Linked DNA regions of Homo sapiens: region 1 is linked to region 2. The links are chromatin contacts, found by Hi-C or POLR2A ChIA-PET in ENCODE. All regions are on one chromosome and are shown on one strand. The core of a region is the stretch at or near the end of the contact, and the rest is flanking DNA. Distances in the headings are between cores, read along the strand shown. Region 1 overlaps MACROD2 (mono-ADP ribosylhydrolase 2). Region 2 overlaps MACROD2 (mono-ADP ribosylhydrolase 2).

Region 1 (6,027 bases), core at 695-3,194, 110 kb before region 2:
ACTCCTGACCTCAGGTGATCTGCCCGCCTCGACCTCCCAAAGTGCTGGGATTACAGGCATGAGCCACCGTGCCTGACCTGTATATAGCCTTACTCTTAGAAAGTATTCATTAAGATCTTCCACATTAACCAAAATCGTCCAATTTCCAAGCACAGAGGACACAGAAGCCACTTCCTGAAAACAGGCTGAGGAGAAAATTCTCTCCTAGATCCAGAGCTTCACTCTGAAGACTTCTTTCTCCTTGAATTCAGGCAAGCAATGAACTGATTTCTGAAACTTCTGTTCATGAGATTTCTTATATATATATATATCTTAAGTCCTGACATATGAATGAATCTTAATGAAAGCGTTCTGAAGACCTCTATAACATGGCATCCCAAGGAGAATCTAGCACATATCATTCATAGAATATATATTCAATACATATTGGACAAGCTGTTGAAACTAGAAAATTGCACAAAAACTATGAAATGTGTCTACAGAGTAAAGTAATTTTTTGTTCCTTTATAACATATTCCACAGCATCATCTCCTTTAGAAATAGTCATTTTAGAGCCTGGAATATATTCAACAGGATCTACTCCGCTCAGTGTACTTTCAAAAATCACTTCAGACCTTGTAACTTATTCTTAAAAGCCTCTGGATTTGTGACTTTAAAATACTGTACATTAAACACACACTTGATTTTTCTGAACAGTCTGGTAGAATTCTGAGCCAAGTCGAGTGAAAAAAGGTATGTGAACAAGTTGTTTAATAACAACGGCGGCAACAATCCCAGTAATAATAGTAACACATTTTGAATGCTTACTAGTTGCCTGGAATTGTGTTAACCGCTTTATCCATAATCCTCAGAGAGGCCCCATAAGGTAGATTTTACTATCATACCATTCCAGAAATAAGTAAGCTGTGGCTCTAGGAGGTTAAACAAATTGCCACAAATCAATTGTTAGATTTGTGACTCAAAAATACTTACTTTTAACAGCTAGAAATACTGCTACTACTAGGGGTTAAAAATGACATGGGACCATAAAAAGAAATGAAATTAACTTTTTTCCTATGGCATTTAAATAGGCCCTAAGACAATTCCAAAGCTCTTTGGAAAATGGTAGTTTCAGGGGAATGGAACATTTAACTGCCTGAGGTTAAGGATGCCACTCCTCATTTGTATGCAGGAGTTCTGGGCAAGTGTGTCAAACACTCAGTCCATTGCAATATATAGCTGTACCGCCTAGAGGACTTAGGGTCCCAAAATGAACTCCGTGCCAAATCGTACTTCACATATTTGCAGTCATACTTTTTTTGCCTTTGCCTTTGAACAAGGATTGATCCTATGTGGTCTCCTAAGATTCTGAGGAGGTGACGGGGAGAGAAGGCGAACCTGAAACATCCGGCAGAGACAATTTTGCCAGGGTGAGCCCTGATCACTCTCCTCCCCCATCGCCCACTACCTATTAAGGCAAATTATCTTTTAGCTGATTTATGTTTATGTTTTCAGGCTCACAGTAAGATTTTTTAACGTCTTTTTCTGCTTTCAAAAGTTTATCAGAGCTTTTTCATAAATACCTAAGGTGAGGAATCATTTGTGGAACAGATCTGCTTATTTACCTAAACTTTAGCCTTTTCTGCTAACAAGACTTAAAGAGTTCCAGCACTTAGGACGGTATCTAAGTGATTTGGCTAATATGTGATTTGAATGTTTTGGGAAGATAAAGTCTATAACTAAGAGATTGCCTAATAATGGATCTGCAGGAACTGAAGGTCATTTCCCACAAAAATGTGCAGCCACCGGGAACCTTAGGTGAGGCATATTACGCTCAACTGTGTCAGACACTTGGTTATTCATTAACTTTAATGGGGGTCATAAAGAAATGCCTGAGGAAACAGGAAATGCTCATTTTCAGATAACATTGCAGTCACTCCCTTATTTCTTCCTGAAATCAAAACCAAAAAAGAATTTTTGCTTAACCTTTATTTAAACAAGCAACCAGGAGAGAACAACCATTCAGACTGGGCCAGGTGCCATGTCTTCAATGGCCCAGGAATAACCCAACAGCTGTTTCTATGCCAACTATGATGTCTGTGTCCACTGAGGAACAACTTCCTTGTCAAGGTAAAATCCAAAGGTTATTTTCAATCTTCAGACTAAAATCAAAGGCCATGGGGTGTGACCACTCCCAAATATGTTGCACTACAACCTCTGAGTTTTTAATAATTGGTATTTCTGCAGGGCAAGGTGGCTCACACCTGTAATCCCAGCACTTTGGAAGGACCAGGTGAAAAGATTGTTTGAGGCCAGGAGTTTGAGACCATTCTGGCCAACCTAGTGAGACTTCCCTTCCTTCCCTGCCCCCGACCCTGGCCCCATATCTCTAAAAAATAAAAAATAAAAATAAGAATAATAAAAATAAATCATTGGCATTTCTTAGCTAAGAAAGAACTAAACTCATTTATCATCCTCAAAAAAAAAAAAAAAAAGAATAAGAGAATACAGCTAAGATTTCAAACTACCCTCATTAAGTCACCAATGTCTACTCCATTAGCTGGAAGCACTTGTTAATCCATCTTGCCAACAGCTGAGCCCTGACAAGTTTCCTTTGGAAGGTTAGCCTTTTATGAGTAGCCCTGATAAGGAGTCCACTGCTGTTGGGACCTAAAAGGCTTGTCAAGTGGATGCAGAGCTTCCTCTACACACCCCACTGCTTGAATCAAAGGGAGGCCAATGGACAGAAGAGACAAATGATCACTCCACTAGAAATAACAGAGTTGGTTATTAGTCAAAGTGAACTTCCTTCCTGTACACACCAGTAGTGAAAACATCTATAGGGAATTTGGAAGGGCATCATGGTGAAGAATGTAGTTCAAGAGGCAAAGTTCAGGACCAGTGTTTGCTTTGGCATCCTGGGGCAAAAACGTTACTGAATGAACTAAGTCAGGAGCTCAAAATGCAATTGAGTGAAGTGTCATAGGTTAGCTAATGCCAGACAAGTGGTGGCTGTCTTGGGAGTTTTGAAATTACATCAGTGTGAATTCCTAAGAAATCCCTCCTAGGTCTGGAATATGCTTGATTCCTTCCACCCCTTAGAAGAGTGCAGTGATGCATGACACTTCTCCAACTTTGTCTCAGAATGGCCGTGTGAAGTACGTAAGGTCACACTGTTTTCTCATTTAAAGGTGACTTGCTAACTCCCAGAGACAAGGGAAGGACAGCAGAACCTTGAACTGCACTTCTTTGTCACTTTTATCTGGCTTTGTTATAGACACAATCTGATAAAACCAAAAGCCTGAGAGGTGGAGTGGAGCAGGGTGAGCAGAGTACAAACCCAGCATGAGATGTTCCTCTACTCTATTTGTTCCTCAGACGAGATGCCCCCAACCCTCTCCCCAACACAGTCCCCACAGATCTCTGACTTCAGTGCTTCATTCTTATTTTCTTGATGTGTTATTCTCAAATTACAGCTATGTTTCCCCAATCCACAATTCCTCTTCCCTAGTTTTTTACTTTCCTTCAAATCCATCAGACCTGTGCTAATTACTTACTACTATTTATTAGATGCCATTGACAACTTGCCCACCCCTGTTCGTCTAGCAGTTTCTTTAATCTAGATGTAATGTAAACTGTTATTTTTCTCATTAAACTAAAGTAGCAGCTGATTACAAGTTACCAATAAAAGGAAAGGAAAAAAGAGCAAGGGGAGCATCCGCCCACAGAGGTAACTGACTAAGCACATCCTGACTATTCCGGATATTCTTGCTTTGGTGAAATCTGCATTTTAGTAAACAAACAGAAAAAAAATTAACCAACCAACAAACAAACAAAAACCTATTGCCTTTTGTCACTAATCCTGCTACTACTAGTTCTCCGCCCAAGAACATCCCAGGGGCCATCTTAAAAACCTCATTGTACTCTCCTACCTACAAACTCCAGAATTATAACCAATATGAAATTAGATTAAATTAATCTTTAAGGCAGCTCTAAAGCTGAAAGGAGTAAAATCAAAATCATGTGCTGGAGGGAGAAAAAAGCAAACCAATCACAGCTTATCAGAGGAGTGGGCTATTGTACTTAAGTAGGTATTCAGAGTTTCCAGCCCTTTGAAGCAGCAGCCAACTTCTACCCTGGTTCTAACCTTAATAGCAGGAGGGAGTCCCCCTGAACCAAGTCTAGGCTATGAGCTTCACCTTAGCAATCAGATTGGCTTCTGCACGTCAAAGGTACTAGTCTATTCCAATGACTGACATGAATTCTACATTTCAAAAGTCATATTTCCCGAACAAAGGCTTCATTACTACTGACAGACTACCATTCATATTACCAGTATCATTACTACTTACCATTATTGGAGGACCTTTATTTATTTAAAACACACAAGTGTAGGCATGCACACACACACATATTAGCATGCTGTATTAGTCCACTTTAACACTTGATAAAGACATACCCGAGACTGGGCAATTTACAAAAGAAAGGGGTTTATTGAACTTACAGTTCCATGTTGGTGGGGAGGCCTCACAATCATGGTGGAAGGTGAAAGGCACATCTCACACGGTGACAGACAAGAGAAGAGAGCTTGTGCAGGGAAACTCCCATTTTTAAAGCCATCAGATCTCCTAAGACTTATTCCCTATCACGAGAACAGCATAGGAAAGACCCGCCCCCATGATTCAATTACCTCCCACCAGGTCCCTCCCACAACATATGGAAATTTAAGATGAGATTTGGGTGGGGACACAGAGACAAACCATATCACTCTGCCCCTGGCCCTTCCCAATTCTCATGTCCTCACATTTCAAAACCAATCATGCCTTCCCTACACTCCCCCAAAGTCTTAACTCATTTCCGCATTAACCCAAAAGTCCACAGTCCAAAGTCTCAACTGAGACAAGGCAAGTCCCTTCTGCCTATGAGCCTGTAAAATCAAAAGCAAGTTAGTTATTTCCTAGATACAATGGGGGTACAGGCATTAGGTAAATATGGCTGATCCAAATGGGAGAAATTGGCCAAAACAAAGGGGTTACAGGGCCCATGCAAGTCTGAAATCCAGCAGGGCAGTCAAATCTTAAAACTCCAAAATGATCTCCTTTGACTCCATATGTCACATCCAGGTAACACTGATGCTAGAGGTGGGTTCCCATAGTCTGGGGTAGCTCCACCCCTGTGGCTTTGCAGGGTACAGCCTCCCTCCCGGCTGCCTTCACAGGCTGGCATTGAGTGTCTGCAGATTTTCCAGGCACATGGTACAAGCTGTCAGTGGATCTACCATTCTGGGGTCTGGAGGATAGTGATCCTCTTCTCACAGCTCCACTAGGCAGTACTCCAGTAGGGACTCTGTGTGGGGGCTCCCACCCCACACTGCCCAATGCACTGCCCTAGGAGAGGTTCTCTGTGAGGACCCCACCCCTAAAGCAAACTTCTGCCTGAGCATCCAGACATTTCTATACATCTTCTGAAATCTAGTTGGAGGTTCCCAAACCTCAGTTCTTGACTTCTGTGCACTCACAAGGCTCAACACCATGTGGAAGCTGCCAAGGCTTGAGGTTTGCACCCTCTGAGGCCATGGCCCAAGCTCTGCGTTGGCCCCTTTCAGCCACAGCTGGAGTGGCTGGGATGTAGGGCACCAAGTCCCTAGGCTGCACACAGCATGGTGACCCTTGGTGTGGCCCATTAAACCATTTTTTCCTCCTGTGCCTCCAGGCCTGTGATGGGAGGGACTGCCACAAAGGTCTCTGACATGCCCTGGAGACATTTTCCCCATTGTCTTGGTGATTAACATTCAGCTCCTCATTACTTATGCAAATTTCTGCAGCCAGCTTGAATTTCTCCTCAGAAAATGGAATTTTCTCTTCTACTGCACTGTTAGGCTGCAAATTTTCCAAATTTTATGTTCCATTTCCCTTCTGAAACTGAATGCATTTAAGAGTACCCAAGTCACCTCTTGAATGTTTTGCTGCTTAGAAATTTCTTCCACCAGATACCCTAAATCATCTCTCTCAAGTTCAAAGTCCCACAGATCTCTAGGGCAGGGACAAA
Region 2 (5,771 bases), core at 552-3,051:
ATCCCCTTTGTGGAGGGAGTTGTGTTTGTGTTCTGAGGCCCAAAATCATATACAAAATAATGCATGCCATTCCAAGGCATAAGTTAGACGGTTCCACCAGTTCTTTTCAGTTTGTCTTTAAAATCTCTGATTATACAACTTTAATTTTTGGCCTCTCCTCATTGGTCATTAGAGGGAGGCTGACTGCAGCTGAAGGGTGTTTTGCCACATAGCTGTAGATAAGCTAAATGCATGAATTCTTCTGAACCTTGAATAGTGCTGAGCAGAGGATTTGGGGACCTGCCCTCACACTCTTTAGAGAGGTCCCTGTGTTTTAGCCATGTCAGATGCAATTAGGTACAGTTCATCTCTCTTAAGTTCCTCGGGGATTTATTACGTGGGCTCTTGAAGGTTTCCCTTTCAAATGGCCATAGATTTTATATCCAAATCAGTGTGCAGTGATCACTCTCCTCCTAGCTTTAACTCATGGCAATTATGCCTCCATGGAAGTTGAGAATGTAAAGAGTAGAAAAACAAATGTTGCTCTTTGAATTGTCACATGAAATGCAGCAGAAGATAAAATTGATTTTGTAACATATCAGGTGATCAGAGGCTGTGTTGGCAGTGAAGCACCCAGCTCCCATGCTCCCTCTCCCCAAAACTGTGGACATACGTATCTTTTCTCATGATGGCAACAAGAGACTCACTTCTATCTCAGATCCTGTCATGACACTGAAAATGAATTGATTCTGCGTCTCAAGTCAGAGCTGGGCATGATACAATTTGCTGAGATCCATTGTTCTGCTTTCCACCAGTCAACACACAGTTTGTATATTTCTCATCCAAAACGAAAGCACGATGCATACTCTGCTCTCACGAGGCTAAAAAGAGCCAGGGGTTGGATTTGCACAAGTTTAATTCCTACTAAGATTTGCAAAAGATAATTTGAGAAACACATAGACTTTGTAGCTTTGAAGGAACTTAAAAATGACTTTCAACAACCTCTGTCCATTTGGAAACCCAGGTGTATTTAAAATTATTTTCGTAGTTTGTTTTTAATCATCAGTTTTCATGAAAAGAACCAGATTACTATGCTCTTTTAAAGCACTAATTTGCTTTAAAAAATAAAAAGAGAGAAGCACAATGACCAATTGTCTTATGAATCAGAGCTATACTCTATATATGCCACCATTAACTCAACAGTTTGTGATGAAAGAACAATGTAACCTCATCATATTCTCTAACAGTGCTGAGTCATTTCTCTATGAAAGGACTAACAAAGCAGGCTTATGTCTCATCTTCTCTCAAGCAAGTTTAGCCACATTATTACAGTATTTCACCTCTATAGCCTCTCCATTTTCCTCTGAGTCATTGTTTATCTCTTCCATAATCTAACTGGAAAAAAGTAAGTTAATCTCAAATGTCAAATCTATATGTGTATACCTTTATGTCTGAATTTCAAAACTGACTAATGTCAACATGAGTGAACCAATCTGAACACTCTAAAAGATAGGTCAAATTCATGCTAACTTGGAAGAATACTTTTTTAATATTAACCCAAAGAATTTAGGTATACAGATGACATACATTAAATTTAGTTAATAATCAACTCATTCTTTTTCTGTCCATGTAAACATGAATCAGAATGGGTTGTTAGTGAATGTAAACAACAAAACTATTCACCTACTTATTAATTTATTCAGTGTGTGTTTGCTGAACCTGTACTGTGTACAAGGTTTTAATTACGCAATGCATAAGGGTGAAGATAAAAAATACGGAGCTCACAGTCCATTTGTCAGTACAACAGAGATGAGTAAGGTGAAAACCACAGAAGCACAAAATAGTGTTATGTGATAATCAGAGAGAAGAGATTACATCTGGCTGAAGCATGCAGGAAGTAATTAGAAAGGGTCATTTAATGAAGGTGGGGTATTAAAGATGGAAAGAATAGGTACTCCAAGTAGAAAGACAAAGGTATCAGGGCAAAGAGCTAGAGATAAGAAAGCCTGGGCAACATAATAGAAGCAGCCCATTTCAGATGGGCCTTTGAACTGGAAGAGTGTAATTTGAGCCTGGAAGGGCATGTTGAGTTTAGACCATGGAGAACCTTGAAAACTAAATTAAAATTCTGCTGGTTAATAACTAGGATAGATCATATTATCAACTCGGCCAGTAAACTATTTAAAAAAATAAAAGAATTCATCCAATAAATTATTAGGTAGAATTGAAAATGTTCTTTTGACTATTTCAAATATTTTGCTTTTGTGTTTTAACTAATTTAAGCAAATGATATGTGTTCATGGTTGTATGCTCTATGGTCCCCTATCCTGAGTCTATCTCTATTTTGTAATGTTTCTCTATATAACATTTATTACTTCTCATCAAATGACTAATAATTCTTATAGTTTTACTTTAAAGGCATCTGACGTCAAACAATACATAAAAGAGAGGACATAGACTCCCTAACAAAAAAATATGAATGTGCCCCAACTAATCATGCTTTGACACTCTTGATGTAGTCTTTCATGGAGATGTAGCATTTCCAGTAAATCTTATGCAAGGTCTCAGATTCTACCTTTGCGTACAAATGCCATACAGGCCAAGTAATATTTTTAGGGTTTAAGGATGTTCTCTTTCTTCCCTTCTTCAGACTAAGGAATGTAAAATGGCAAACCCTCTCAATGCTTACACACATTTGGCTCTGAGTCAAGTTGAAAGCAAGATGCTTAGACTATTTACCATTTTACTTCACAAAGGAATTCTCTTTGATGAATGAAAGATCTTTGCAAAATTACGCTTACAGGTATGTTTATAAAGTTGTGTACAAAAGAAGAGCCAGTGTAACTATTCTAAAAACTTGAGGAAAAGGGACTCTTCCCTAACTCCTTCTATGGAGCCAGCATCACTCTGATACCAAATTCTGGCAAAGACACAGTGAGAAAAGAAAACGACAAGCCAATATCCCTGATGAACGTAGACACAAAAATCCTCATCAAAATGCTAGCAAACTGAATCCAGCAGCATACAGAAAAGTTAATTCACCATGATCAAATGGGCTTTATTCCAGGGAGGAAAGGGTGGTACAACATATGCAAATGAATAAATGTGATTCACCACACAAACAGAACTAAAAACAAAAACCATATGATCCTCTCAATAGATGCAAAAATAGCTTTCAATAGAATCCAACATCCCTTCACGATAAAACAAAACAAAACAAAACAAAAAAACCTCAAGAAACTAGGCATTGAAGGAACATACCCCAAAATAACAAGAGCCATCTATGACAAACCCACAGCCAATGTCACACTAAATGGGCAAAAGCTGGAAGCATTCCCCTTAAGAAGAGGAACAAGACAAGGATGCCCTCTCTCACCACTCCTATTCAACATAGTATTGAAAGTCCTAGCCAGAGCTATCAGGGAAGAGAAAGAAATAAAAGGCATCCAAATAGGAAAAAAAAGTCAAAATGTCTCTCTTCACTGATGTAAGATTCTATACCTAGAAAACACTAAAAACACCACCAAAAGTCTCCTAGAATTGAACAATGACTTTAGCAAAGTTTCAGGATATAAAATCAATGCACAAAAATCAGTAGCATTTCTACACACTAATAATATTCAACCTGAGAGCCAAATCAAGAATGTAATCCTACTTAAAATAGCCACCTGAAAAATAAAATACCTAGGAAAATAGCTAACCAAAATGTGAAAGATCCCTACAAGGAGAACTACAAAAGCCTGCTGAAAGTAATCACAGATGACACAAACAGATGGAAAAACATTCCATGCTCATGGATTGGAAGAGTATATATCCTTAAAATGGCCATTCTGCCCAAACACAGTCACTGCTATTCCTAACAAATTATCAACATCATTTTTCACAGAATTAGAAAAACTGATTCTAAAATTCTTACAAAACCAAAAAGGAGCCTGAATAGCCAAAGCAATCCTAAGCAAAAAGAACAAAGTCAGAGGCATCACATTACCTGACTTTTAAGTATATTGTAAGACCACAGTAACCAAAACAGCATGGTACTGGTACAAAAACAGATGCATAGGCCAGTGAAACAAAACAGACAACCCAGAAACACAGCCACACACCTACAACCATTTGACATACAACAAAGTTGACAAAAACCATTAAGAGAAAGGATTCCCTACCGAATAAATGGTGCTGGGATAAGTGGCTAGCCATATGCACAAGAATGAAACTAGACTCCCACCTTTCATCATATACAAAAAGTAACTCAAGATGGATTAAAGATTTAAGTGTAAGACCTCAAACTATAAGTCCTAGAAGAAAACCTTGGTAATACCATTCTGAATATTGGCTTTGGCAAAGAATTCATGACTAAGTCCTCAAAAGCAATTGCTACTAAAACAAAAATTGACAAGTGGGACCTAATTAAACTAAAGACCTCTGCACAACAAAAGAGGCTATCAACAGAGTAAACAGACAACCTACAGAATGGGAGAAAATATTCACAAAGTATGCATTAAACAAAAACTTAATATCCACAATCTATAAGTAACTTAAACAACTGAACAGGCAAAAAACAACCCTATTAAAAAGTGAAACGAGGACATGAACAGACATTTCTCAAAAGAAGACATAAAGCAGCCAAAAAATATGAAAAAAAGATCACCCTCACTAATTATTACAGAAATGCAAATCAAAACCACAGTGAGATACCATTTCACACCAGTCAGAATGACTATTACTAAAATGTCAAAACAGAACAGAAGTTGGTGAGGCTGTGGAGAAAAGAGAATGCTTATACTTTGTTGGTGGGAGTGTAAATTAGATCAATTTCTAAACTGTAGAAAGCAGTTTAAAAATTTCTCAAATAATTTAAAACAGAACTACAATTTGACCCAGCAATCCCAATACTGGATATATAACCAGAGGACAATAATTGTTATACCAAAAAGTTCACCATAGTTCTATTCACAATAGCAAAGACATGGAATCCATCTACGTGGCCATCAATAGATGACTGAATAAACAAAACGTGGTAAATATACATCATGGAATACTATACCTCCATGAAAAAGAATAAAATTATATCCTTTTTAGCAACATGGATGCAACTAGAGGTCATTATCCTAAGTGAATGAACACAAGAACAGAAAACAAAATACTGCATGTTCCAACTTATAAGTGTGAGCCAAACACTGGGCACACATGGACATAAAGATGGAAATAATAGACATTGGGACCACTAGAGAGGGGAGAAAAAGAAGAGTAAAGGCTGAAAAACTACCTATTGGGTACTAAGCTCACTACTTGGGTGATGGGATAATATGTACCCCAAACCTCAGCATCACACAATATGCCCATGTAACGAACCCCCCAAATCTAAAATAAAAGTTGAAATTATTTTTAAAAAGAATCAAAATACTTAAATGCTTTCCAGTAAGAGGAACTTTGAGAAAATAAAGTGGATGCATAAATTTTGATGAACAAATTCCCAAATAGTCTTTTTTGAGACAGAGTCTCACTCTGTCCCCCAGACTAGAAGGCTGGAGTGCAATGGCACAGTCTGGGCTCACTGCATCTTCTACCTCCTGGGTTAAAGCTATTCTCCTGCCACAGCCTCCCAAGTAGTTGGAACTACAGGCACGTGCCACCACGCCTGGCTAATTTTTGTATTTTTAGTAGAGATGGGGTTTCACTATGTTGGCTAGGCTGGTCTCGAACTCCTGACCTCGTGATCCGCCCACCTCAGCCTCCCAAAGTGCTAGGATTACAGGCATGAGCCACTGCGCCCAGCCCAAATAGTCTTTTCT

What was found. Hi-C counts contacts between places; a loop is a spot of excess contacts on that map. ChIA-PET counts read pairs that join two places held with the same protein, here RNA polymerase II (POLR2A). Pooled maps may share reads with other maps.
Region 1: a map of PC-9 shows a loop between it and region 2 (11-fold over the local background). The contact joins two enhancer-like sites. A Hi-C loop is called at or near these places in 3 of 168 maps with a recorded cell type or tissue (HepG2, MCF 10A and PC-9) and 2 of 50 pooled maps. POLR2A ChIA-PET finds 5 or more read pairs at or near these places in 1 of 52 experiments (HepG2).

Annotation. Positions count from the first base shown.
Region 1 is chr20:14,982,133-14,988,159 of GRCh38, reverse strand. The region is part of intron 5 of MACROD2 (mono-ADP ribosylhydrolase 2); the gene reads right to left. Among named protein-coding and RNA genes, the nearest start is that of MACROD2-AS1, 56 kb to the right of the region's middle. Within about 2 kb of position 1,944, at least 12 of the 41 ENCODE cell types and tissues checked have a DNase peak (open chromatin) inside an H3K27ac peak, as active enhancers do; they include PC-9, where a contact is called at or near this core.
Region 2 is chr20:14,875,086-14,880,856 of GRCh38, reverse strand. The region is part of intron 5 of MACROD2 (mono-ADP ribosylhydrolase 2); the gene reads right to left. Among named protein-coding and RNA genes, the nearest start is that of MACROD2-AS1, 52 kb to the left of the region's middle. Within about 2 kb of position 1,801, at least 4 of the 41 ENCODE cell types and tissues checked have a DNase peak (open chromatin) inside an H3K27ac peak, as active enhancers do; they include PC-9, where a contact is called at or near this core.